Regions from separate parts of the Mus musculus genome. Here region 1 is linked to region 2. A link is a contact called in ENCODE Hi-C or POLR2A ChIA-PET data. All regions are on one chromosome and are shown on one strand. The core of a region is the stretch at or near the end of the contact, and the rest is flanking DNA. Distances in the headings are between cores, read along the strand shown.

The links. Hi-C counts contacts between places; a loop is a spot of excess contacts on that map. ChIA-PET counts read pairs that join two places held with the same protein, here RNA polymerase II (POLR2A).
Region 1: a map of left cerebral cortex shows a loop between it and region 2 (2.0-fold over the local background). The contact joins the promoter of Slc41a1 here to the enhancer-like site in region 2. A Hi-C loop is called at or near these places in 1 of 37 maps with a recorded cell type or tissue (left cerebral cortex). POLR2A ChIA-PET finds 5 or more read pairs at or near these places in 2 of 5 experiments (both embryonic stem cell).

Annotation. Positions count from the first base shown.
Region 1 is chr1:131,824,893-131,831,419 of GRCm38, forward strand. Slc41a1 (solute carrier family 41, member 1) reads left to right here and starts at 3,120. Exons shown (of 11, transcript NM_173865.3): 1 at 3,120-3,501; 2 at 5,119-6,098. The coding sequence starts at 5,730.
Region 2 is chr1:131,550,325-131,556,649 of GRCm38, forward strand. No RefSeq gene overlaps it. Among named protein-coding and RNA genes, the nearest start is that of Fam72a, 26 kb to the left of the region's middle. Within about 2 kb of position 4,812, at least 1 of the 3 ENCODE cell types and tissues checked has a DNase peak (open chromatin) inside an H3K27ac peak, as active enhancers do.

The DNA of each region.
Region 1 (6,527 bases), core at 1,870-4,369, 270 kb after region 2:
TCTAACTCTACGAATCAGCATAACATCGGCCACAGTGTCTAGGCCAGTCTCCTCTCTATTACCCATCATACTATCAAGGCCAGTTACTGATCTGACTATCTCCCAACAGACGTTCGCCGTATTTTCTGAGCGCTTACTGTGTGCCAGGTGCCAGAGGTACAGAAGTGGTTAAAACATGAAGGCCATAATCCTGACCCAGTGATCCTGGCCCTTCAGGATATCCCAGAAGAATGTCTTCTGCGCTCACAGACTTAAAGAAATATTTGTAATACCTAAAGCTAATGAAGGACTCATATCCAAAATATATGAACTCCTAAAAAAAAAGTCAAAAAGCCAGGTAGAAAGTTGATAATACTTAAAAACGATCCAAATGGCAAAGAAATGTGGAGGAAAGGTGCTTAATCTCATTAGCTATCAGGGCAATACAAATTTAAGCCACAGGAAATACCATTATATACCCACTAGAATCGCTACTCTTTTTTTTTTTTTTAAATGAGTCAGAGTTTCATCATGGTAGCCTTGACGGGCCTGGAACTTATTATGTAGACCAGCCTGGCCTTGAACCCATAAAGATGAACCTGTCTCTGCCTGCTCTTAGGTGCTAGAATTGAATGACTACAACTTTAATCTTTTCAGATTGGTGATACCAGTGTTGATAAGGCTATGAAACAATAAGGCATTTCTAGCAAGAATATAAATTAGAAAAAGCACGTCAGAAAATTGTTTAGTAGTGTTTCCTAAAGCTAAGCATTTGCCTGCCCTATGATCTAGCCCTGTTCCAATGTGCCAATTCAGGCTGGGTGGCACATGCTTTTAATCCCGATGTTTGAAGGCAGAGGCAGAGATGGAAGCAGAGGTACGCAGATCTCTGGGAGTTTGAGGCAGCCTGGTCTGCAGAGTGAATTCTAGGTCAGCCAGGGCTACACAGAGAGACTATGTTTCAAAAACAAAAAGATGCCATGGCAGATTCATAAAATAACAATACCTGGAAACAACTGAAATCTGCATCAACGGATGCAAATTGCCCTGTGCTCGCTTAGTGACATCACGCTGCAATGAAGGTGAATTAACAAATGGTACTGGGGTTGGGGATTTAGCTCAGTGGTAGAGCGCTTGCCTAGCAAGCGCAAGGCCCTGGGTTCGGTCCTCATCTCTGGAAAAGAAAAACAAAACAAACAAACAAAAAACAAATGGTACCATGTGTGATGTATGAGTAAGAGAAACTAAGCACAGAATAGTAGTGCCTCCTGAGAGGTTCTGTTATAGAAAGTCCAAGCGCTCACAGACAAAATGAACAGTGTCAGACAGAGGCCACCCTAGGGAAGAGGGTGAGAGAGTGACCAAGGGAGCTTCTGGGGTGGCAGTAATGACTGAATTCTTCCTTTTGGTGGTGGTTTCATCAGCCTGTTCCCTGTACCATAATTTGGTGGTCCATACTCTAGGTTTTACGCACTTTCCCATATGTTCAGTTTACTTCGACTAAAAAGAAAAACTTTTCAAGTAGATAAAGAGTATGGGGGTGGAAATAAGAGAAGGACAAAGATTTTGTTTTTAAGTTGCTATTGGATGAAAGTTTTTGGCCTTGAGGCAGAGTCTCAACTGTATAACTCTAACTATGAGGCACTGTCTCTTGGTAGACCCAGACGACCTCATATTTGTAGAGTCTCCTGCTTCTGTCTCCCAAGGGCTAAGACTGCCAACACTCAGGCAGCCATATAATCAGTCTTAGTTTTCCTCTCAATCTATACTCATTGTGCACAAAAACTGGTCCTTCTGGCGAAGACCTAGTGTTGCCCAATCTAGGAGTAACTTCCATATCCAAACATAGACTTGGCTGTGAAACCAAAATTGGAGTTCAACTACAGTGACATTTGCTGGGCCCTTAAAAAATATAGACCTTTGATATCCTAGCAGCGGAGCTGAGCCCGGGGTTGCTGGATTAGCAGGTGGGGACAGGTTTTTGTGGCTACATTTGTTATCATTGTCCAAAGGAATGGCCCTCTCCAGTTGCTGTTGAGCATGTGTGCTCAGTAGCCAGCACTCTTTTTCTCTCCTATATACATCCTATCCTTATTCAACGGTCTAGAGAAATGCTCAATTGCCCCAAGGAACCTTTCTAGGGAAGAAAGTGACAGGAAAGGAACCTCTGGTCATAGGCTCTATGGTCTAGAAAAATGCTCAGTTGCCCCAAGGAACATTTCTAGGGAAGAAGGTGACAGGAAAGGAACCTCTGGTTATAGACTCTACCGATGAAGGGGGAAAGGCTGGAAATGGGAGTTCCTTTATAGGGAGGTCACATCCCCTTCACAAAAACAACCCAAAGAGAACTAACTGGTACTGATTTTGGATTGATGAAGTGAAGACACCCCAGGGAGGAAGTGGCAAAAGCGAGGATGAAAACACTTTGATTCCACAAGGTGCGTCAGGGAAAGTTGGCGTTCATTTCGCCCGGGATGGAGACTTCTCTCCCACGGGGCCACGATTGGGTCAAAGGAAACCCCCGCTCCCCTCCGCCCTTACCTCATTGGTGTGTGTAGCCCCAGCCATGAGTCTACCAAATTTTCCCTCCAGTCTGCCCATCCCCACCCCTATCAAGGCTGGAACTTTATTAAGGCAGATTAAGGTTCGGTCAGTCGCCCAGAGGAACAAGGAACCTGGAAGGAGAGATGAGGAGCCTGATGAATAGGAACTGTGCCCAGGAAGAAGGTAGGGACTGGGCGTGGAGAAGGAACACGCGATGGCTGCTGCGGCCCGGGCGATCGCCAGCTGGCCGGCTCAAAGGGGTGGTTTCGGGTCTTCTGGAAGGCCCAGAGGCTCACTAGAGATAGTCAAGATTCAGGAGTACATGCGTAGCAGAACGCTCGCCTTGAGAGGCCGTGGGAACTCAGGAGCGCAGCACCCGCCCGCGCTTGAGCACCGCGAGCCCACAACACCCTCCAATTCTGAGTTCCCGTCACTCTGCTGCGTTTTCCCCCTCACCCCGCCCCCAGCTCAAGAAACGCCGGGGAAATGGGCGGGGCCTGGGCGGGGCCCGCCCCTTTTCCTGCTCTGATTGGCTGATGCAGTTGTCCATCCTGACTCTATTCTTGATGGAGGGGGGTTACCACCCGCTCTGCCCCAGATCACGTTTGCCACCCACAGCCAAACACTCTTGTCCAAGTCCGCGGGCAAGAGGCGATTGGGGACGAGCGAGCTCGGCATCTCAGGCCCAGTCCGGTCCACACCAGCCCGAGGCGGAATATCCTGATCGCCCCCCACCAGGCCACCTCCCCTCGTGGAATCGGAGCGGCGGCCTCACAGGAAGGCAGAAGCGAAATGTAGCGAGCCGGGTGTCGCGGTTGGACGCTCGCCTTGCCTGGGGGTGTAGCGGGGAACACGCGGGGGCTCGAGGAGGACGGCTGAGGGGGAGGAGTGATGAGAAGAGGGGGTACCCTACATCCCCCAATTCCGCGGGCCCCTGCTACCACTCTCCAGGCGCCCTTTCTCCCCAGCAAGGCGCAGGTCAGTGTTGTTGGGTCTGGGAGGGAGGGAGACGAGGGCGGGGGACTCCAGGACGCAGTGCTTTTGCAGTCTTGAGTTGCCGGGAGTCGGCGGAAATCAACTAGGCACTCCTCCTCCCCACCCCTGTAGTTGGGGATACCTAAACCGGGCTTTTTTGTCCATCCCCGCTTGGAAAGGAGACGCGGCTTCCTAGAGCCTGAGGCCCATCGGTAGTGGCTTTACTGCTGATGTAGTTGAGAGACTGGCCTGCTCCCCTTGCTAGCCCCCTTCCAGGTCAAAGTGGCCTGCCAGAAAGACGGGAGGGAGGGGGCAGTCAGGTTTTAGCGAAGGAACTCAGAAACTTTGCTGGCTCGGGGGCGGTGGACTCAGACTGAGTGTTTCCTCTTGGCTGACTAGTGAGGATCTTTGAAAACAACGGTGCTGTGTTAAGGTGGCTTGGCTGGTGACCGAGTTAGTGGAAGACTCATAACTTGGGCCCTAGAGTTTGATTCTGCCTTAACCAAACTGGAGTTGACTAATTGTGAGTGTTTGGAATACTAACAGCCTGTTCATCATACCTGCAAAACCCTCTGGATTTTTTTTTTTTTTTTTTTTTACTATTGAGAGCCATGCTGGTGAAATGCAACAAGTTGGTGGCAATTCGTGGGGATTCCTTTAAGCTAAGAAAAGCAGGGCAGGCAAAGACAGACATGATTTGGGAGTAAATGCATATTAGCTTGTGACACTTGGATTTGCCTGACTTTGTTTTTCTTTCCTCTTTCTACACCTTTTACCGATGATATTTTTGTTTTTAAGAGTTACACCATGTCTGGCTGTCAGTAACCCGAGAGGAAAGGGGGAAGGCCAGGCAACCAAAAATGTAGGAATAAACAGTAGCTTCACCCTCTGTCTCTTCAATCTAGTTAACTGCCGGGTCCTATCTGACAGGCTCACAGGATCTAGCATAGAGAGAAGTGTAAATGCAGCCTGGACCAGGGTTTAGCCTGTGGTTTCTGTAACACTCGACTTTCAAGGGCAAGAGTAAGAAGGAGGCCTCTGGTTCTTGGCCTTGGTCTTGGCCGGCTTGCCCTGCCCCGGTTGCCTGGGGAGTTCTCCTGGCTTCCTCTCCCATCCCAGCAGGGGGCTAGGACAATTAGAGGTCTAGGGATGCTCCCCTCAATGACCAGCCTCTCTGTTTGCCCTGTCTTGCTGTTGCTGTCTTGTAATAAGTCACTCAAGAAGAGTGAATGCGTAGGGAGTTTGCATCTGAATCTGTAACTTTACTGATAAGGGACTATACTTAAGTAATACTGAGTTCTTATCAAGATCCGAGAAAACAACTAATCACATCCCTGCCCACCCCAGGTTGCTCAGGAGGCAATGCCAAGGTCTCCTATGAAGCATCCTCCTTTTGGGTGGTGGTTTGCTGGCTGGGAATCTGCTGGGAATAGAACTCACTGCATCTCGACATGAAGTGGGGCAGGACAGTGTAATTCTAGCAGGAAAAGAACAGCTAATAGCCACCCCTGTAACACCACATGCTCTGCAGATCATCCTAGTAGGAACTGGTTTTTGCTATGTACCAACATTCATTCTCCCCCCCCCCCCTCTTCTTTTTGTCCTTCCTCCCAACGTAAGGTGTTCCACACCAATTCTTGTGACTTTAAGGACCAGGCAACTGAGAAAGTACAAGATCCTCTCAAGAAGGGAAGACATCTCTGGGAGAGAGAGGAAAGATAGCAGACACTGGGACCAGCTGAGCCCAGCCACGGTGCTGTGAGAAGCTGAAGCCACCCAGCAGGAGTGAGAAGAAACCCTGGCCTCAGATTGAGGCTTCGTTCTCAACGATCTGAACTCATTCAGCTTTTCCCAAGAGAGGGCTGCAGCATCAGGCACTCCAGACTCAGGTTGAGCTCTTCTGCTCCTGCTCTGAGGAGCTGGCCACTGAGAACCAAAGATTGCCCCTGGCACAACACAGAGCTGCTGGGAGCAGGCACCCACTACCCATAGAGGCAGCTGCTGCATCTGGTGAGGACTTTGTTTCCTTCCAGCTCCAGGCTGCATTGCTTGATGGGGCTGTCTTTTGGTAGATCAGTTTTTACAGTGCCCGGTAGGAGTGGAGAGCCGTGGGAAGAGGTCTTGCGGCAATCAAGCCTGGGTTCACCCCAAGACTAAGTTCTTTCCCAAGTCAGAGTCGAAGAGAGAAAGAAAAATAAATAAATTCTCCCCTCCTCTCCTCCCTGCCTGTCATGTCCTCTAAGCCAGAGCCAAAGGACATCCACCAGCCGAATGGTACTGGCCCTACTCCTTCTCCCTGTTCTTCGGATGGCCCTGGGCGAGAGCCCTTGGCTGGGACCTCAGAGTTCCTGGGGCCTGATGGGGTGGAGGTGGTAGTGATTGAGTCCCGAGCTAACGCCAAGGGAATTCGGGAGGAGGACGCCCTACTGGAGAACGGGAGCCAGAGTAACGAGAGTGACGATGTCAGCACAGACCGGGGCCCCGCGCCACCCTCTCCGCTCAAGGAGACCTCCTTTTCCATTGGACTGCAAGTGCTGTTCCCCTTCCTACTGGCAGGCTTTGGGACTGTGGCAGCTGGCATGGTGCTGGACATTGTGCAGGTAAGACCTGAGGAGGGTGTCCTCTGCTCACAAGCCCTTGCTCAATACCTTGGCCTTTGGGGAAACTGACTCTTAGAAGTTCCTCTCCACTTCTGTGTCAGAAGCAGCTGCTGCTTCCTAGAATACTCTTTCCCTTTGGATTACATCCTTGGTTTCATCGATGTCTCTGTTACTTACTGCAGAACCTTCAGAGAGGCCAAGTAGCCCCAGGGAGGTGGTCAGAGCAGTATTGCCTAACAGTAACAGATGTAACTCCAGAGCTCAGCCTCGGGGTGGGAAGAGAGGAGCAGGCCTGTTGCTTGCTATGCCTCCTCAGTGCTGTTGATTCCAGCTCAGTAGGAGACATCTAGATAGGTCTCCTCTTTACGCCTGCTTTCCTTTCTCCAGAGGTTTCAAGGATACCAATGATAGAACACTCCTTTTCAAGCC
Region 2 (6,325 bases), core at 3,562-6,061:
GCAATTTAGTGGTCTTTTGGGGTTCATGAACATTTCCTGGCATAACAGTAGCAAAGGCTGACCTTGAACACTTGATTCTCTTGACTCCATTGCCCATATAAATAATATAGCAAAGGATATTTTTCTACTATGTCTTTAAACATGCTTGGAATATTAGTGGGATAAGTTCCAGAAGTGGAATTACCAAAGTAATTTTGTTTATTGGGGAGGGGTTGTTTGTGTTTGTTTGTTTTCTTTTAAGACAGAGTTTCTCTGTGTATCCCTGGCTGTCCTGGATCTTGCTGTGTAGACCAGGGTGACTTTGAACTCAGAGATCCACTAGCCTCTGCCTCCTAAGTGTTGGTATTAAAGGTGTGAACCATCATGCCCTCCCTTTCCCCCCTCATTACATACTACCCTACTGCTGGCAGGAGAGCTGGTTCTACCCCTTTCAGGCTGTGGCATTGGATGAGCTAGCCAGGGCAGTGCTGGAGAACTTGCCCTGGTGGTGGTGGGTGCTGGAGAGCTGACGGGCTGAACAATTCAACTACTACCCAGGCCCAGATCCAGGGCTTTGAGTTGGCCCACCGCAACATATATAGCATTTATGATCTGCTGGTCCAGCAGATCCAAAGCTGCAGGATCTCCATGAGACTGAGCAGCAACGAGCTATCTGATAGGTATCTCAGTGAGCATCCAATATAGATAGTGTAGCAGAATCCAGAGGCCTCAAAACAGACCAATGACTCATTTCAATGAACATTTATAAGTAAAGATGTGTGGATAAAAGGGTAAACTGTGTGATACACTATGACACACTACAGCTTCCACGATGAGATGATGATGATGATTAATTCTATCTTCTTTTCTTTTGGGGGGTGCAAGGGTGGAGGTTGGATACGAAGGAACAGGGAGATAAGTGGGTTTGTGGGGCATGATGTGGAATTCACAAAGAATTAATAAAAAGGTTTTTAAAAAAAGTATGTGCTGGGCTGGTGAGATGACTCAGTGAGTAAAAGCACTGACTACTCTTCCGAAGGTCCTGAGTTCAAATCCCAGCAACCACATGGTGGCTCACAACCATCTGTAATAAGATCTAACACCCCTTTCTGGTGTGTCTGAGGACAGTTACAGTGTACTTATTCATAATAAATAAATAAATAAATAAATAAATAAATAAATAAATAAATAAATAAACAAACAAATCTTTTTTAAAAAAGTATGTGCCACCATGAAGCTCAAAAACTTTTGTACTATAAAATTTTGATAGATGTGATCAAATTGCCCCTTCTACAGCAAAGTAAACTCCACCACCTTTATGTAAAAATCCCAACAGAGGGTTCACTTACTTTTAACATTGTCAATCAGTGGTGGCTTACACCTTTAATCCCAGCACTAGGGAAACAGAGTAATTTCCAAGTAAGTTCCAGGACACCCAGGGCTACACAGAGAAACCTTGCTTCAAAAAACCAAGAGAAGAAGGAGGAGGAGAAAGAGAAAGGGGAGGAAAAAGAGGAAGAGGAAGGAAGAAAGAAAGAAATTTATTGTCAGTCTACTAAGTACCCTCTTGTGATTTTTTTATTTGCAGTTATCATATTTTTATATTTTAAAATCCCATTTATGTTTCCTTTCTAAAATAGCTTCCGTAAATGGACTGTTCAGAAGTGAAAGTAGTCTACCTGCCAGTTACATGAGGATATGAGGATCCCTTTAGTCTCGGGGCCACCTGGAGAAATGTGTGCCAACACAAGCTGCTGGAGAGATCCATGGTGTGGTGTACTCTGAATTCCTTGAGGTTATCCCTCAGTCCTACACCAGGGAGTGAGTCATCAGGAGAAGAGCATTATTTTATTTTGCACAGTCAGTAAGGGAGGGTCCCCAGGGAGCAAAAGCTGAAAATGAGATATTTCCATGGACACATCACTGGATGCCATCATTGTTTTGGAGAATCCAAGATACAACAACAATGACAAAAAAAGGGGGGGGGCTTGGATAAAACTTCCCCCGCCCCATATCAGAAACACTCAGCAAAACCTTTCAGAGATGAGAGAAGCAGAAATCTAATTTTACAAAATGTCTGCATAATTTTTAAGTGATGGTTTTGTGCCGTGATGCTCACTACGGTTTTTCTGAGAAAGATAAAAATAGTGACATCACAGTGGATTGGTCAGCTCTCATCCCAGTCTAAAGGACCATTGGGAAGCCATCAGCCTGGTTCTCTGGGCTGCTACCTCAAAGGGGAGTGGCTCTAAAGAGCAACTCTGCAGAGCCAATAGTAAGGAAGGAGAATTGCTGAGAAGGAGCAGCTCTGCCTGACACCCGCTGCTTCTCCTCCAGAAAGGAAACACTGTGGACTAGGGAAGCCAGATCCTAATTTAGGGGCACAATCTTCAGTTTGAAATTTAAACCAGGATGGTTAGGATGCCCTACCCAACACCTTAAGTCTAGCACACTTGCGTGTGTGCTTAGGTGAATAGTTCTCCCAACCGTAAGATGGGCAGAACCGTGGATTTTCCAGGTACCTTTTACAGATGAGTATTTTATGGAGGCCCGAGTCTGATCAGAGTCAAGAGGCTTCCCTAGCCTGCTCCTCACCTTGGTGTTGTCCAGGACTCGTTCCAGCAGTAAGATCAGCCATCTTAGTCCACTCTTTGGTGCCAGTAGGGTCCTTGCTGTTTTGCAGACAGCTGTTTCCCTGTTTTGTGTGGTGTGCATAGAACTTAAACCATCTCCTCTTCCTCTCAAGAGGATCTTAGATTCATGATGTCACTATTAATCACCTTCCAAAGGTTCCATTGCCAATTACGATCACACTGGCAGTCAGAGGTCCAACATATGGCATCACAATTCAGTCCACAGCAATACATATACATTTGTCGTTGCCATTACTCATTCTACCATGAAGCAAACTCCAGGGGAACAGAGACTTAATCTGCTTTGTGGGCTGTAATATTTCCACCACTAGAGCAGAGGGATGGCCCTGTAGATAAAAGAGTAACACCAAGGATCATCCAATTCTGTAGGGCAGCGGTTAAAGCAAAAGGTGCTGAAGGCCATACACTTTGAATGTGGCAAAACAGAACACCCCTAAGAAGGAACCCAGTGATGGGATCAATTAAAGGGAGACAGTGCTACAGGGTTGGAGTTACTGAGTACACATGATTATGCTAACATGTTTTTTAAGACTACATTTATACATAAATAGGGTTACAGATAGTGATGGATTAAGGCAGATTTTTTTTTCTTTTACTTGAAAACTTTGAAGACTTTTTTTAAAAGTCTTTTTAAATTTTATTTTATGTGTATGGTATTTTGCCTGTATGTCTGTGAACCATTTGCATGCCTAGTACCCTTGGGACTCAGAAGAAAATCCCCTGGAACTGGATTTACAGATGGTTGTGAGCCAGCATGTGGATGCTAGATAATGAACCCAAGTCCTGTGGATAAGCACCCTTAACTGCTGAGCCATCTCTCCAGTCCAACTTTGAAATCTTTTAATAGTTCACAAGTGTGGTATAGAAATTCACATGAATTTAAAGGAACAATGTTGTACTGTGTTGGTTTTTCTTCTAATATTCTAGTTTCTGAAAATGTTTTTTTTTTGTATATTCCAAAATGTACAACTTGAACACAAATTTTATTAGAAAAGTTATACTTAACATAATCATCAACTATTTTCAAGAACAATATTAAACCCAATAATGTGTAACAAGAAACTAATGACTTTGCTATAATCAAATGTTCAACTATCTACAGTGTCTTTTTACAAAGGGGATATCCATGGTTTACAGGCACATTGTATTGAAAAGAAAACTGCAAGAGCAATTTTATACAATTACCATTCTCGAGAAACTGAATCATTACAATAGTAATTACAAGTTGAAAATGGTTTTTACTATAACATCGTTGATCCTCCGATCTGAGACCTTTGGCAATGGTGGGGACTGGGATCCCATTGTGCAATGGTTGCACAGGCTGCACTGCAGGGATGCTCTAGTGACTCTGTCTTGTTCTCCTTGTAGTCGAAGGGAGGGATATTCCCTCCTACTCAGACCCTTCCCAGCACAACACCACTATTAACTTCTGTTCTCAGAGACTTCCCAATGTTGTGTAATAAGCAAAGTTGTTCATTGAAAATATCTGGTGTGGGAATAGAAGGCAGTGGAGACATTTGTCGTTGTATCAAAAGCAAAACATGACACAGCTAAGCTTTGAGATAAAATGTCATCTTACCAGGAAAACAAAATGACACGAATTCCATGTTCACTATGGACTGACATTTTTATAGCCTTCGTTAGATTATCCTGACTTAATTTTTGTAGGTATAGAAAAGAAACTGAGGGACCATAGCAAGTAAGAGAGAGAAGCCAGGCCTATGATCTATCTTTATAAGAAAACGTACATTCTATAAATTTCACCCATTTCAAATGTAGAACTCAATGATTCTTAGCATACTTAGAGAATTTTACAACCCCTAACATAGTCAAATTTCAGGATCTTTCCATCCTGTCAAGAAAGTAGGTCTTCATTAGAAGCTCTGCCACAGTTACCACCTCCCCATGCCCTGGACAACCACTAATCTCTTTCTGTCTCTAGATTTGCCTCTTCTGAACTTTTCTTCCAGTGGCACCATGCATTTTGTAGTCTCCTGCGACAACCTCCTTTGACTTAGCATTCTGTTGTTTCTCTTTATTGTCTGCAGTCTCCTAAAAATCAGTCCTTCCTCCAGCTCCGCTTGCCCAGAGCCCCTTTCCTGCTGAGCCAGCTTCATCCTGTGACCTGAGCAAAGCTGGGGAGGGGCCACTCAGAGCCTGGGACCATTGCTTTCTCCTGGAAGGACAAGGCTCTGCAGATGGCAGACAGTGAATGACATCAGGCTCTGCAGTGACTGGAGCTCGTGGCACCAGCTCTTCATTGTTCTATTTTTATTCTCGTGTTAAGATTTTTCAGAGGGAAGGCTTTACTCAAAAACTGCTTCTCTCTCTAGCTGCTCCTACAACCCCAGGCTGGACTCTGCTGCCACCTGCTGTCCTTTAGCCAGACACTGAACAGGAATAGAGAAGGCTTTGTTCCCGGTGATACAGTTACGTATTGAGTTCTATTCTTGTGCGTGCGTGCGTGCGTGCGTGCGTGCGTGCGTGCGTCTGTCTGTCTGTCTGTCTGTCTGCCTGCCTGCCTGCCTCTGTCTGTCTGTGTGTCTCTCTATATATACATAACATATATATGTATACATATGCCTCTGTTTCTCTATATATACATATATATATTTATATATACATATATAATATATGTCTGTGTGTAAGTCTGTCTCTCCCTGTGTCTGTGTTTATCTCTGTGTGTCTGTGTATGTGTCTGTGTGTAGGTCTGTCTGTCTCTATTTGTCTCTTTCTGTCTCTGTCTGTGTGTCTGTCTCTGTGTGTGTCTCTGTATGTGTTTGTGTGTAGGTCTGTCTCTGTCTCTCTCTGTATCTCTGTCTGTCTCTCTGTGTGTCTGTCTCTCTGTATGTCTGTGTATGTGTTTGTGTGTAGGTCTGTCTCTCTTTGTCTCTCTCTGTGTCTCTGTCTCTCTCACACACACACACAAAGTTTCAATACATGTATATAGTGATATCTTTCTATGAAAAATTAGTTGTGGTGGTTTGAATAGCTATGGCCCCATAGACTCATGTGTTTGAGTGCTTGACCTGTCTTTGGGTTTCCATTTCTGTGAAGACACCATGACCATGGCAACTCTTATAAAGGACAACATTTAATTGGTACTGACTTATGGGTTCTGATATTCAGTCCATAATCGTCATAGCAGGAAGCACAGCAGCATCCAGGCAGACATGATGCTGGAGTAACTGAGAGTTCTATATCTTCATCCATAGGAAGCCAGGAGCAGACTGTCTTCTAAGCAGCTAGGATGAGAATCTCAAAACCCACCCCAACAAGGACGCTCTTACTCCAGCAAAGCAATATCTCCAAATAGTGCCACTCCCTGGGTCAAACATATTCAAACCACTACAAGCCATTAGAAAATGTGGCCTTGGAGGAATTGTGTCACTGTGGAGGCAGGCTTTGAAGTCTCCTATGCTCAAGCTGTACCCAGCATGGTACAGTCTCCTTCTGCTGCCTGTGGATTCTAAGGGGTCTCATAGATGTGGAAGGTGGTAGTGTAGCAGTAGATCTACCTAATCTAGGCGCACAGAATGTATTCATATTAATTGAGTCGTGTTTTCATTGCCAGGGCATATTAGGGATGGAGAGAATTACTGCAACAATTACTACAAGATATAGCACTCTCAGCTGCTCCAGCACCAAGTCGGCCTGCACACTGACATGTTTCCCTCCGCATCTCTCCTCTG